Linked DNA regions of Homo sapiens: regions 2, 3 and 4 are each linked to region 1. Evidence: chromatin contacts called from ENCODE Hi-C data. All regions are on one chromosome and are shown on one strand. The core of a region is the stretch at or near the end of the contact, and the rest is flanking DNA. Distances in the headings are between cores, read along the strand shown.

The links. Hi-C counts contacts between places; a loop is a spot of excess contacts on that map. Pooled maps may share reads with other maps.
Region 2: a loop to region 1 is called in a map with no recorded cell type, with 3 times the contacts of the local background. The contact joins two enhancer-like sites. A Hi-C loop is called at or near these places in 2 of 37 single-sample maps with no recorded cell type and 3 of 50 pooled maps.
Region 3: a pooled map shows a loop between it and region 1 (5-fold over the local background). The contact joins the promoter of RETREG1 here to the enhancer-like site in region 1. A Hi-C loop is called at or near these places in 3 of 37 single-sample maps with no recorded cell type and 2 of 50 pooled maps.
Region 4: a loop to region 1 is called in a map with no recorded cell type, with 15 times the contacts of the local background. The contact joins two enhancer-like sites. A Hi-C loop is called at or near these places in 12 of 37 single-sample maps with no recorded cell type and 4 of 50 pooled maps.

The regions. Positions count from the first base shown.
Region 1 is chr5:17,315,907-17,319,226 of GRCh38, reverse strand. No RefSeq gene overlaps it. Among named protein-coding and RNA genes, the nearest start is that of LINC02111, 70 kb to the left of the region's middle. Within about 2 kb of position 1,591, at least 7 of the 41 ENCODE cell types and tissues checked have a DNase peak (open chromatin) inside an H3K27ac peak, as active enhancers do.
Region 2 is chr5:16,551,411-16,554,730 of GRCh38, reverse strand. The region is part of intron 3 of RETREG1 (reticulophagy regulator 1); the gene reads left to right. Among named protein-coding and RNA genes, the nearest start is that of RETREG1-AS1, 63 kb to the left of the region's middle. RefSeq lists a silencer at 1,717-2,011. Within about 2 kb of position 1,835, at least 6 of the 41 ENCODE cell types and tissues checked have a DNase peak (open chromatin) inside an H3K27ac peak, as active enhancers do.
Region 3 is chr5:16,615,286-16,618,605 of GRCh38, reverse strand. It overlaps RETREG1 (reticulophagy regulator 1), which reads left to right and starts at 1,609. Exons shown (of 9, transcript NM_001034850.3): 1 at 1,609-1,954. The coding sequence starts at 1,635. RETREG1-AS1 (RETREG1 antisense RNA 1) reads right to left here and starts at 2,680. Exons shown (of 4, transcript NR_109946.1): 1 at 2,120-2,680. RefSeq lists a silencer at 1,366-1,855.
Region 4 is chr5:16,783,706-16,787,025 of GRCh38, reverse strand. The region is part of intron 4 of MYO10 (myosin X); the gene reads left to right. Among named protein-coding and RNA genes, the nearest start is that of MYO10, 150 kb to the left of the region's middle. Within about 2 kb of position 1,750, at least 2 of the 41 ENCODE cell types and tissues checked have a DNase peak (open chromatin) inside an H3K27ac peak, as active enhancers do.

The DNA.
Region 1 (3,320 bases), core at 342-2,841:
GGAGTTCATGACCAGCCTGGCCAACATGGTGAAACCCCATCTCTACTAAATTAGCCCAGCATGGTGGTGCATGCCTGTAATCCCAGCTACTCGGGAGGCTGAGGCACAAGAATTGCTTGAACCCAGGAGGCAGAGGCTGCAGGGAGCTGAGATCACTGCACGACATTCCAGCCTGGACAACACAGTGAGACTTTGTCCCCCCCGCCACCCTGCCCCCCAGAAAAGAAGTCTAATATTTTCTGTATTACCTGGTAATAAAATTCAACAATTTAAGATAAAATTATCTATCTGCTTTACTCTTCTACTTTCTAATACCAACGAATTTTCAGGTTGGTTCATGGTTATGGTCACTCAGTCAAATGAAAGTCCTTGCCTTCCTTCATCTCAGTAATCATCGTTGCCAGACATTTAGCTTCCCATTGAATCTGTTATAAAGATCACAACACAAAAGTCACCTTCATCTTTCACTTCCCTTATGGAACCCCCCTTTTTGTGGGTCTAAAAAAAGACATCCTTCTGCTCTGAAGATCAAGAGCAGAAACCATTCTTCTTTTTTTTTTTTTTTTTTTTGAGACGGAGTCTCGCTCTGTCGCCCAGGCTGGAGTGCAGTGGCGCGATCTCGGTTCACTGCAAGCTCCGCCTCCCGGGTTCACACCATTCTCCTGCCTCAGCCTCCGGAGTAGCTGGGACTACAGGCGCCCACCACCACGCCCGACTAACTTTTTATATTTTTAGTAGAGACGGGGTTTCATGATTTAGCCAGGATGGTCTCGACCTCCTGACCTTGTGATCCGCCCGCCTCGGCCTCCCAAAGTGCTGGGATTACAGGCATGAGCCACCGCACCCAGCCTTCTTCTGGTTCTTAATTAGGGCACTATTCAGTCTCCCTAGTTTGGATGGATGGAATGGGATGGATGAAGAGAGAGAGAGATATATCAGATGGACAAGGGATGGATGGACGGATGGATACATTGATGGGTGGATAAAGCAAAAGTAAGAAAATGTTAAGAATCTGTTAAATCTAGTCGGGTGCATATACAGGTATTCATTGGACTATTCTTTCAACGTTCTGTATCTTTAAATTTTTTCATTAAAAACTTGCAAGAATAAAAGGTCATTGGTATAAACACAACAAAGGCCTTTTTCACAGTATTGCCATCTTTTCTCCTCCCAAACTACTCACGCCTTCCCATCATCTCTTCACCTGACACTGCCTTCTTCTTCTCGTCCCAGGCAACAAGGAAGTAAAACAGTTTCCTGCCTCTCACTGTGCACATTCAGAAAGTTGCTCTCTGTAGAGAGAAAATTTTGTCTAAAACAAAATTTTTACTAATAATCAACCGTGATTTTTGTTGAACTGTAGACCTCCACTTGTATTTGTTGCCATTTGAAATTTCCATAGTGCTGTTTCTTCTACACCCTTTATTGCTGAATCCGGAACTCAAGCCAGTCCTTCCCTCCTTATAAGACACACGTTCGTGCACACACACAAACACACACATTCAGTTCCCCCTCCTCCACCCCCACTCGGCTACACTGAGTCAAAGCCCAGCTGGCCCTATTAGAACGGAAAAGGAAAGCAATGAAACAGACCACACAAATATTCTAAGACTGGCTCCTTGGAAGGAAATTGAGAATTCATTGACATCTCCCCAGGGAAAAATAAGTGAAATTGTGTCATTGTCAGACACTCACATAACTAAATTAATGTGAAATTAAAATCAAAATGAAATATTCCTCTTCATGTTAAAAGTAGTTCACTTAAGTAGTCCATGTACAATTGGCCGCTCCTGCAGCACATTATTAAGTGATTTAAAAGATTAATTTTAACACAGATCACAGTTTCAGTGGTGGTTATGCTAGCATTAAGCAAATAAGCATACTGTCCCAGAAAGAAGCTGATGGTTGCAGGGCAGAAGCATCTTGTCTTGCCACAGGCAGTACAATTGCGTTCATACTTCTTGCTTCAGTTTGCAGTGTGTGTATGAGCCTTTAATTCATGAAACATTAGGAGAGGATCTTTTTCAGGAAGTGAGAACCCGAAGTTGACAGACACATAACCTCATCTAGAATGACAACTAACGAGTTCCTAAACCACAAATATTCATTTCAACAATTTGCAATAATCTACCGTGTGCATGCCAAAGCATTCTAGACAGAACAAACAGTAACAGGCCGGCCTTTGCCCCACAGCATGTTCCTCTAAAAACAGATCCATAATCAAATGCTAAGAAAATACATGCCCTCAACCCTGAAGCAAAAATGTGAATGCAAGCTACACGGGGTAATGTTCCCTCTGGACAGACACCAGTAAATCCAGTTTGCATATGAAAATCGAGGCTTCTTTGCTTCCCTGCACACGATGCTAAAGTGAAGGTCAACAATCTCTTTGACCCTGAGTTCCAAGAAGATGGGAGACTATCAGTGACAACGAATGACACAGACTGAGTCCTGGCCTCAGATGGGAATGAGTGTGGGGGGGTGGGCATGGAGACAGAGGAGGAGGATGAAGGAACAAAGGATTTCAAGCGGGGTCAGCAAACTCTTTCTGTAAAGGGGCAGATAATAAGTATTTTAGGCCTTTGGGCCATATGGTCTCTGTTGCAATGACCCCAGTTTGCTGTTGTAGTGCAAAGCTATAAGTGAATAGGTGGAACTATGTTCCAATCAAACTGTATTTATGGACAAACACTAAAACTTAAATTTTATATAATTTTCATCTCTCATGAAATACTATTCCCCCTTTTTTAACGTTTAAAAATATAAAAATCATTTCTTGCTCACCAGCTGTACCATATCAGTCAAGAAGCTGACTTTGCCCATAAGCCGTAGATTGCAGACCCCTGATTTAGAGCATTGATTCTCAGACTTGAGCATGCATCAGTCATGTACATTGATGAGAGCAAACACAAATCCTTGGGCTCTGCCCCAGCGTTCCTGATCCCACAGGTCTGGGATGAGCCTAACCATATGCATTTCTTACAAGTTCCCAGGTGATACTCATGCTACCAAGAACACAAATGGAGAACTATGGTTTAGAGACAAAGTAACAAGACGGAGAAGGGAGGAAAGAAGTGCCCATGGCCAGGCGTGGTGACTCATGCCTGTAATTTCAGCACTTTGGGAGGCCAAGGTGGGTGGATCGCTTGAGGCCAGGAGTTCAAGACGAGCCTGGCCAACATGGTGAAATGCCGGCTCTACTGAAAATACAAAAATTAGTCGGGTATGGTGGCGCATACCTGTAGTCCAGCGACTCAGGAGGCTGAGGCAGGAAAATCACTTAAACTCAGGAGGTGGAGGTTGCAGTGAGCCAAGATTGT
Region 2 (3,320 bases), core at 586-3,085, 760 kb after region 1:
AGGGACACGAAAGATCATCCTTTATTGTTAATTTTGTATCAAAAATTGTAGATTTAAAGTAAGCGCAGTGAGGTATATGCGCAGTACATCATAATTGTATGTTGGTACATAAATGTAGTTATCTCAGGGTGAGGGGAATATAAGTGTTTTTTATTTTCTTGATTTTGTTCACCCTTATTACATTATTTTTCCTATAATGAACATTCTTTTATCAAGAGGGGAAACAAAAGACATTCAATGAAAAAGAGGGTGTGCCCGCAGGCAGGGTGAATGTGGGGAGGTGACAACCAGCACTCTGCAGGCAGCAGCACCTGGCATTTAGTTCACCTGAGTGCCCAGGGCTCCGGCTCCCAAGCTGCTGTGGAGAGGCAGGCGCTGGTTACAGGAGAGAGACTGGCACGGCCCAGTCATAGGAATCCAAGGTCAGGGACAAAGTCCAGAGAAACAAGCGAGGCTCAACGGAGAGGTTCCAGCCTCGGAAATGTCAGCATCATTCCAGGTGGGGGGCCCAGCCAGGCCGAGTGTCTTTTGACACAAAGTCTCACAGGATTGGGGTGAAGAAAAATGATTTATTTCCAAGGTCAGGTGAGATCAAAGTTCTTAAATTCTTGCTTTTTGAGGCTCAGAGGCAAGCTCAAAGGTTCAGCCTCCAGGTACAAGTGACAGGGTTGAATGCATATTCTGGTGACTTAGGTGTAAACCCAAAAATGTTTCAAGATTTGGAAACTCTTTGCATTATCCAGAATAAGATTTAAATCTTATCCTCATGGTCCGAACTGTAGTCTTTGGACAACAAGAGGGAATCTGAGAGAATATCGTGCTCTCTTTCAACAACCTATCCCTGGGTTCTGTCAGTGGGCAGGTCTGTCTGTCTGTCGGCCTACCTGTATATGTTCCTTAGGTACATGTTAGTGATCATATTGAATATACTGAATGATATTTGTAATATATATATAAGTTGTAAAACATAATAAAATGAATATACATGAACCTATTATCCAATCAGGACTGATACAGTTGCTCCCCCGCCCACCCCGTCCTGCTGCCTGCCAGAAGCAAGCATGGTCCTGAAGTTTGTGCTCCTCATTCATTTGCTTTTCAAAAAAAAGCCGCGCTTATATTTAAATGAAATATGAATATTCATACATTTAAACAAAATCTAAATATATTTAAACAAAATCTAATCTAAATATTTATATATTTAAACAAGGTATAAATGTTTATATATTCAAAGTATAGATATATATTTAAACAAAATATAAACATGTATATATTTAAACCAAGTATGAATATTTATATATTTAAATCACATATATGTATCCCTAAATAAAGTTTTTGTTTTTGAGGTGTATCAAAATGGTACCATATTTATGTGCTCTTCTAGGACTAGTGTTTTTTTTTCTTACACGTTTTTTAAAAAGATCAGTTGTGTTGCTGTGTATAGCTGTAGTTCATTCATATTTTGTGGCTGTACGATATTCCATCATGTGGACTATATCACAACTTATTTATCTGCTCTTTTTGCACTGACTTTGGATTTTTTTTTCCATAGTGTGCACTGTTTCTGTTTCTGAGTTTACGATATGGCAGTACAAATGGTCATTTAAAGGAAAAAGGTAGATGCCTAATGCTTAAAGTGAACAGTTCCCAAAGCCAGAATATTGTATATTTGAAAGGTTGTGTAAAATTTATACCAATACAAGGGCTGTGACACCTAGCATGGAAATATTCTTGTGAGTTCTTGGGAGGTTTTTTTGTCTTTAGTCTGTGCATGCTCAGCCCTGTTCTAGGGCTGGCTGCCACTAGAGGGGGTGTGAGCGATGGGACATCTGTTTCAGAGAAGCTAAGAATAGTTTGGCTACTGCAGAACCCAGCCGTGTGGCTCCAAAGTGTGATTAGTACCTACACATTCCAGCAGGGCAAAAGCATTAACGTTGTTCTAGTTACAAGAAGAAAGTCCGATGAAAGGTGACTTCTATACCTGTACCTGTGTGCACAGGTGTGCATGGATACTCATATGTTTTAGAGTAGTAGGGGGAGTGAAAAAAATTAACAGGGACTAACTAAGAGAAGTGATTGAAGGATAGATCAATGGAGAATATGACAGAGAAAGTGGGGGTGGGCAGGAAATTCACAAATGAATGACATGAATCAATGACAAATGGTTGTGTTTTTTAGTTGACAAACAAGCTAAGCATCTGTGAGGTCTCTAAGAACTAAATGGTACTTTGAGTTCATGACCCTTTTACTGTTTGTTTCTATCCACTGTCTTATATAAAATCTTTTGAATGTTGTTTATCTTGTGCTCTCCAAAGTCTTTCCTTCCCTCCTTGCTCTTTGACTTAGTCTTTTGACTTAGTATTTTCCTTTTCTTGAGGACTCCAGATCATCTTGAATTGTGAATCCTAGAAAATAACTTAATTTGCAAGTGATTGTGTGGAAAGAGGGGGTATTAGTGAGTTGTTGGCTCCCAGGCATAAATTAACCTGTTAAATACTGAGGGCAAAGGTTCCTGCTTGTTAGAAGAGTGTACAAGAGCAGTAGCTGCTAAAGAACGTCTTCCACACCATTGTGTGTTTGGGGCAGGCTGAATAGTCCCATCCACACCAAAGAAGTCCATACCGTAACTCAGAACCTGTGAATACATGACCTCAGATGGCAGGAGGGACTTTGCAGATGGGATCAAGGATCTTGAGATGGGTGGATGATCCTGGAGTATCCAGGTGGCCCCATGTCATCACAAAGGTTCTTTTAGGAAGGAGGCAGGTCAAAGAGAGACAATGCGAGGCTGCAGGCTGTGACTATGGAGCTAGGGACCATGAGTGAAGGAAAACAGGTGGCCTCTAGAAGCTGGAAGAAGCCAGGAGACACCATCTCCCCGAGAGCCTCTGAAAGGAATGCATCCCAGCTGACCCAGATTAGAGTCTGGCCACCAGAACTGCAAGATGATGGATTTTTGTGGTGTTCAGACACTAAATTTGTAATTTGTTACAGCAGGAATAGGAAACTAATCTAGTATTTCTTATGATGTGAAAGAACCAGCTTTGATTTGGAAATGTAGAGGGCAGTTTTTCCAACTCATGTCTCCATCTATGAAAGAATGAAGTTTGACCCTGATTTGTGGGAGAGCTTATCCTGAAACAAGGAGGGCTAGAGTGACATGGGGTGGTAACATTTTTGGGAGGGAGCCAAGAATGGGCCTGGGAGAATGTCCTTACTGGGCAAGTAGAAATAAGAAGGTTTGATGAAAAATGAACCAACATGGCCAAGGTAGTCAAGAAGAGTCATGAAGATGCCATGCTTGGAAGCCAGGGAAAAAG
Region 3 (3,320 bases), core at 360-2,859, 700 kb after region 1:
GGATGCACAGTTTAAGTAAGGAATCTCTTAGCACTTAGCGAAGGCTTCTTCGCTGTGGCAGATATCACAATTGTAACTGGGCCCTCATCAGACTGGGAGCTTCCTGTGGGTGGAAGCTGCATCCACAGAGCTTAGCAATGCTTTGTGTACTCGGTAGGTGCTCAGTAAGCCTTTGCCTGGGCTCTGGGAATATAACTCCTTTGAAGTACAACATACAAGCAGTAAAGTGCAGACACCTGCAGTGAATGTACAGATCAATGGATTCCACGTGTGTATACACAGAGGTTTACAATGGCCACCCAGAGGAGCGTTACAGAACATTCCCCTAGAGACTCCCTTGACGCAGGGAATTTAATTGCCCTCCCTTCCATCCTGTGCAGGCAGGCTGGTTGCCAGTAAAGGGATATGAGATGCCCTGATGCATCCGCAGACAGAACCCTTAGTATGGGGGGGAAGGACCTGTCATTCTAGAGTAAAAGTAAGACCAGGAAGATTAAAGAAGACAAAAATTTAAAAATGCAAATGGTGAAAAGCATAAACAACTATTTTCCTCTCTCCCCACACTCACCCAGAAGCACCGGGGCCAAAGAGAGGGCATGGGAGGTCTCAGGATCCCCTGCCGCCCCACCACTGCCCTGATGCCCGCTTGTGACGCAGAGACCGGAGTGGCTCTGAAATTACTGTCTTCAAAGCAGGCCAAACCTTGCTTGACACGTGCAAAGTTCCAATCTCTTGCTTCTCAGCTCCCCGCACGCGCGGGCCAACGTGCACTTCTGAGCCAGATCACCTAGCCACAAGGAGGGGGAGAGAGGGGGAGATAGGAGGAGAGAGGGGAAGATAGGGGGAGAGACGGGGGAGAGAGAGGGAGAGGCAGAGAGAGAGAGAGAGACAGAGAAGAGAAAGGAAGCACCTGAGACAGAGAGAAAGAAGAGAGAGAAAGGAAGCAGCTTCCCCCAACGCTGCGGCCTTGTGTTTCCTCCCGTGTCAAACGAGAGGGCCCCAAATTGACCCCAAATGTTTTTTCTTCCTTTCTCAATCCAACATTTATACCAGCACGTTATTTCCAGGATGCCCAGGACCTCTGCTATGGTTGTGCTGCTGTCCCTGCAAAGGCGCTGGGGATGGCCGAGGTGGGGGATGTCTCTGGGGGCTGAAATACGCTGCCAGGGGAAGGGGCGCCCCGATACCACCCTCAGTGGCTGCTGGTTGGGCGACCGGTGGCCCTGGCTTGAGAAAGTGAAAATGTCCAATCTATTTTGCCTGGAGCCTTGGGTCTCTTTTGGATACGGAACCGAGCAGCAGTCCTCCACTTCGCCCTCTCCCGCCGCTGCAAGGGAAAAGGTCGTTTTCCTCGAGTCCCGGAGAGGCCCTCCAGGAACCCAGAGCCCCCCGGGGACACCGCCCAGCTCCCGGCGCCCGGCCCCGCCCCTGCGCGAACTCGGCCGCACCCACTTTCCCGGGCGGCTCCCCCTCCGTGGCCTGTGGCGTCACAAGGCCCCCAGCCGCCTGTGCCCCGCGGTGCGCGCCCCGCTCCGGGACCTGCCGCCACCGCCGCCCCGCCCTCGGCGGCACCCACACCCAGGCGCGCCCGCGCGCGCGCCCGGCCCCGTCCCTGTCTGGAAGCACAGCTGAAGATGGCGAGCCCGGCGCCTCCGGAGCACGCCGAGGAGGGATGCCCGGCTCCTGCCGCCGAGGAGCAGGCGCCGCCGTCGCCGCCACCGCCCCAGGCATCCCCCGCAGAGCGGCAGCAGCAGGAGGAGGAAGCGCAGGAAGCTGGGGCGGCGGAGGGCGCGGGGTTGCAGGTGGAGGAGGCCGCGGGCCGGGCGGCGGCCGCGGTAACCTGGCTGCTCGGGGAGCCGGTGCTGTGGCTGGGCTGCCGCGCCGACGAGCTGCTGAGCTGGAAGAGGCCGCTGCGGAGCCTGCTCGGCTTCGTCGCTGCCAACCTGCTGTTCTGGTGAGAGCTTGGGCAAGGTGGGGGCGCTGAGGAGGGCAGGTGACCTTGGGGCGCCCGGGGCCCCGGGGACCCAGTGCAGGGGGAGCCCGCGGGACACTGCGGAGGAAGAATTGTCAGCCCTGCCCCACTTTCTCGGCCACCTGTCTCGAACAGGTAGACACTCACCGCAACTTTCCTCCGGACGCACGTCCCTGTGAGCAGTTGTCGTTCTCCGTGTGCGGATCCAGCCTCAGATGCGAGGTGGTCGGCCGACCCTCAGGCACCTGCACCTACAGGTGTTCCCATCGTGCTTGAAAACTTCGCCCCTGCTTTCTAAAACTCTGAGGTCTTGACCTGCTCGCCCAAGCTTGCCGGAGCAAACGTGCTTGAACGTGTCTTGGTTCTTGCAGCCCCAGCAGGCATATCTGGACCAGATTAGGTACCCGTTCAAAACGGTGCCGCATTCATCAGTCACCTGAGATGGGCCCTGAATGATTTGTTTTTTCCTTCCCCTGGAGCGTTAGGTTTACTGTGTTTACTCCCTGATGAGAAAACGGGAGGCAAACAAGCAGGTGGAGTATGCCCAGCACCCACCCCCGGGTGTGCACAGTGTGGAAAACAGGCATATTTTTAGGTGAAGTACAGGGAGAACACACGGGAATGCTCAGCCCCTGAGCAACAGGTTTGTCTCTCCAAAAAGCGCTCTTCAGAAAGGCCAGGGAAATGTCTGTCTCCTTCGTTGAAAGTGGTGTCCTGTCATCCGTTACCACGCTATTGAGGGCGGAGAAAAACCTTCTTTGTTTGCTAAGTGTCCTCATAACAAACATGACCTACACAGTGCAGAATAATCAGACTCCGGTAACAGATACCTTGTTACAGGACAGAGATTTCTGAACCTTAAAGTTGAGAAATAAATAAATTGCACAAAATAGACAGCCTGTCATTTTCTAGGTTAACTTGAGCAAGATGAATATTTTCCTCAGATCTCTGCTAGTCCTGGTGTTTTCTCTTAAAACTAGCTGTATCTTGTCGGAGGTCCCTGAAAGTGAATTAACTTTGGATCTCTTAGGTATCTGTGTTTGGAATAGAGTTTATTCCAAATCTATCTTATTATGGAGTGAATGCGAGCACTCAAATAAGAAGGACATATTGTCTTATGCTAGATTGGGCAATAGTCTAATAGTCTTAGGGCTGTGTCTCACTAATGTTTACGATGTTTTTAACATTTTATTTCTTTTTCTTTTCTTTCTTTCTTTCTTTTTTTTTTTTTTTTGAGATGGAGTCTCACTCTGTCGCCCAGGCTGGAGTGCAGTGGCGCGATCTCGGCTCGCTGCAAGCTCTGCCTCCCGGGTTCACGCCATTCTCCTGCCTCAGCCTCCCGAGTAGC
Region 4 (3,320 bases), core at 501-3,000, 530 kb after region 1:
GGCTAATTTTTGTATTTTTAGTAGAGACGGGGTTTCACCATGTTCGCCAGGCTGGCCTCGAACTCCTGACCTTAAGTGATCTCCCTGTCTTGGCCTCCCAAAGTGGTAGGATTACAGATGTGAGCTACTGCCCCCGGCCAAAAATTTTTTTTTTTAAATAAAAATGACAGAGTTCTACACCCACAGGTTTGGACGAGGGACCTATTAGGTGATTCTAATATGCAGCCAGGGTTGAGAGCCACCACCGTAGAGCTCTGTGCAAATCTGAGGGTTTTTCCAAGTTTTACTTGCACAGCTTGAGTATCCCTTATCCAAAATGCTTTGGGCTAGGCATATTTCAGCTTTCAGGTTTTTTCCAATGTTTTTGGATTTTGGAATCTTTGCATTATACTGGTCGAGCATCCCTCATGTGAAAATTTGCCCCAAAGAACCCCAAAGAACATTTCTATTGAATGTCATGTTGGCACTAAAAAAAAGTTTCAGATTCTTGACCATTTCAGATTTCATATTTTCAGATTTAGGGTTACTCAGTTGGTGTAATGCAGATATTCTCAAAATCCAGAATCTGAAATCAGAAACACTTCTCGTCCCCAGCATTTCAGATAGGAGATCTTCCACCTGTATAAGAGATTGACAGAGATTGATATCCATGACTTGGTCCATTTCCAGCCGTATTTTTTCTCAATGTGTCATACACTCTTGAAGCATCTTTATGACGACGAGAATCCTGGGTTTTCTTTCTTTGACCAAGCCTCTGCTGTAGAGTTTGAAGAGTATCGTATCTTCTCCATAATTGTATTTTTGCCATATTCGGTGAGCCAAGGTAGGCTGGCTGCTATGACAGACAGCCATCAAATCTTAGGGGTGTAACACAGGGATGGTCTATTTCTTGCTCCTCTCCGGCCCCTGGTGGGTAGGGGAGGGACTCGAGTCTACTCTGTAGGCTTCTTTGCTTGGGAGATGTACCATCTCTGAGGACACTTAGGTGGCAAGCGGAAGGTGGAGCCCAGAGGACTGTGAAGGGGGTTTTTAGCTACCAGGCATAGAAGTGGCTGATAGCCCCATGGCTCAGTTGTTCAACTGGCTACACTTGGTCCCCTTGTTACTGCCTGCCTGCCGGGTTTTTTGTTTTTTTGTTTTTTTTAATTATTTTTTTGAGATGGAGTCTGGCTCTGTTGCCCAGGCTGGAATGCAGTGGTGTGATCTCCATTCACTGCAACCTCCACCTCCCAGGTTCAAGTGATTCTTCTGCCTCAGCCTCCCATGTAGCTGGGATTACAGACGTGCGCCACCACGCCCGGCTAATTTTTGTATTTTGAGTAGAGACAGGGTTTCACCATGTTAGCCAGGCTGGTCTCAAACTTCTGACCTCAAGTAATCCACCCGCCTCAGCCTCCCATGGTGCTGGGATTACAGGCGCAAGCCACAGTGCCCGGCCTCTGCCTGCTGTTTTTACTGCAAGGGAGTCTAAATGTTTTCGGCTTCTGTGTGCCCGAGGATAAAGAGGTAGGTTGAGGAACACATAACATTGTTTCGGCCTCACCATTTTCACTAGACAACTTAACCTTCTAGTTTTTGTTTTAATAACTCAGCCACCAACAGCTGTCGCGTCAATATAGATATGTTTTAAATATGGAAGATGATTTAAATCGTTCCTTGAAACTGTCTCTCTTGGTTTCTGTGAGTCATTCTGTGCACTGTTGTTGAATGCCTCCCCCGTGCCAGGCACTGGGCCGAGCAGATGCCAGTTATTCAATGTATGCTAAGCTCTGTACTGGGAAGATTCTGGTGGCTGGTAAGGGAAACCCCAACTAAAGGTGGCCTAATTTATGCTGCCTTTTACTATTTCAGACTACATGAGGCAGGGCAGTTTCAGGGATGTGGATTCAGCCCCCGCCCCGGCTGGGCTTGCCTCTGATTTTCTTGGCTTTTGCTTTATGATTTCAAGACAGGTTTAGATCGTCAGATCTTTGTTGTCTGCCGCAAAAGGGACATTTCCGCCCAGTGTCGTGTGTGTGCGCGCAAACCTCCCCTAGGAGCCCACAGTACCCTTGACATTACGACATTATGTCTTTGTGGAATCGTGACACTGGCCCCTGCCCAGGCCTGTCGCTAGCAGAGCAGGTGAAAGGACTGTGGTTGTCTAGACCAGTGGAGATCCCTGGGACCCCTGCACCCAGCCCGGCATGTTGGCGTCATCTCTGAGTCATTTCTTCTCTTTTATTACATGCAATTGATTCACATTTTTAGCAAAATTCCTCTTTCTTGATAACGTCCCAGCTCTTGGTACTCCACAGGACTTCTCTTTAGAACGCAAAAGGGGCTCATCTGCCCATCCCACCATTCAGCGGTTGTCAGCGTGCTGCCTCGTGATGGCGTTTGTATGGCTGTGCTCTTGCTTATCCCTTCAGTTTACCTTTCTTGTAAGTTTCCAGCCTCTTTGCTACTTCTGTTCTCTGCACAACACCAAGCATGGTGCCATATGCCAGATGGATGGGGTTTCTCCGTTCAAGTCTCTCTCATGTCCGTATCTTCCTCTCCGTCTCCAGCCTTGTTAACTGTGTTTGGGACCTGGCCACCGCGGGCCTAAACAACGGCAGCAGCTGGTCTCCCGAGGGACCCTTCGGTCCTTCTAGAGCTTTTCCTCCAGAGCTGCGTTTCCTACAGGTGGCCTTGATGAGGTCATCACCACCCTCCAGCTCCTGCACTTGCCTCTGAAGCATCCAGCTGAACCTCAGCTCATCTTCTCTGCCGCCTTTCGTCTCAGCCCAGCTGACCTAACCAGACCTGGATCTCATTCTCCCATAAGAATCTTTCCCAGCTTCTGTGGTTTCTGTGCTTTCTTGGCCTGACTCATGTTTGCTGGTCTTTTAAGGCATAACTCATCCCTTATTTACTTCTGTCCTTTGCCTCCCTTCCCTCTGGATTTTTTGTTCACTTGTCCTTAACTATCACTAACACGTGACCTTGGCAGGACTTTGGATCAGGCCGAGCTGGCATTAAGAGTCCAACTCGGACACTCAGCCATGCTTCCCTCATGGGATTATTGTGGGAATAACATGAGTTAGTGTGGGTTGTGTACCCGCAGGTTCATTGCCTTGTCCCCTCAGTATTACTCATGAATGATTGCATTTTTATTCATGTGTACCTGCTTTAAGTTTCTCAGAAAGATCATGTTAGTGAGCTCATGCATTTAACCAAACGTTTACACAGTGGAGGTGTTTGGGATGAACTAGTGAACAAAATGAAGATCCCTCTTTCCCAGAGCTTACCTTCCCTGTGAGGCACCATACATCTTATGACCTTTCCTTAGGAAAAGG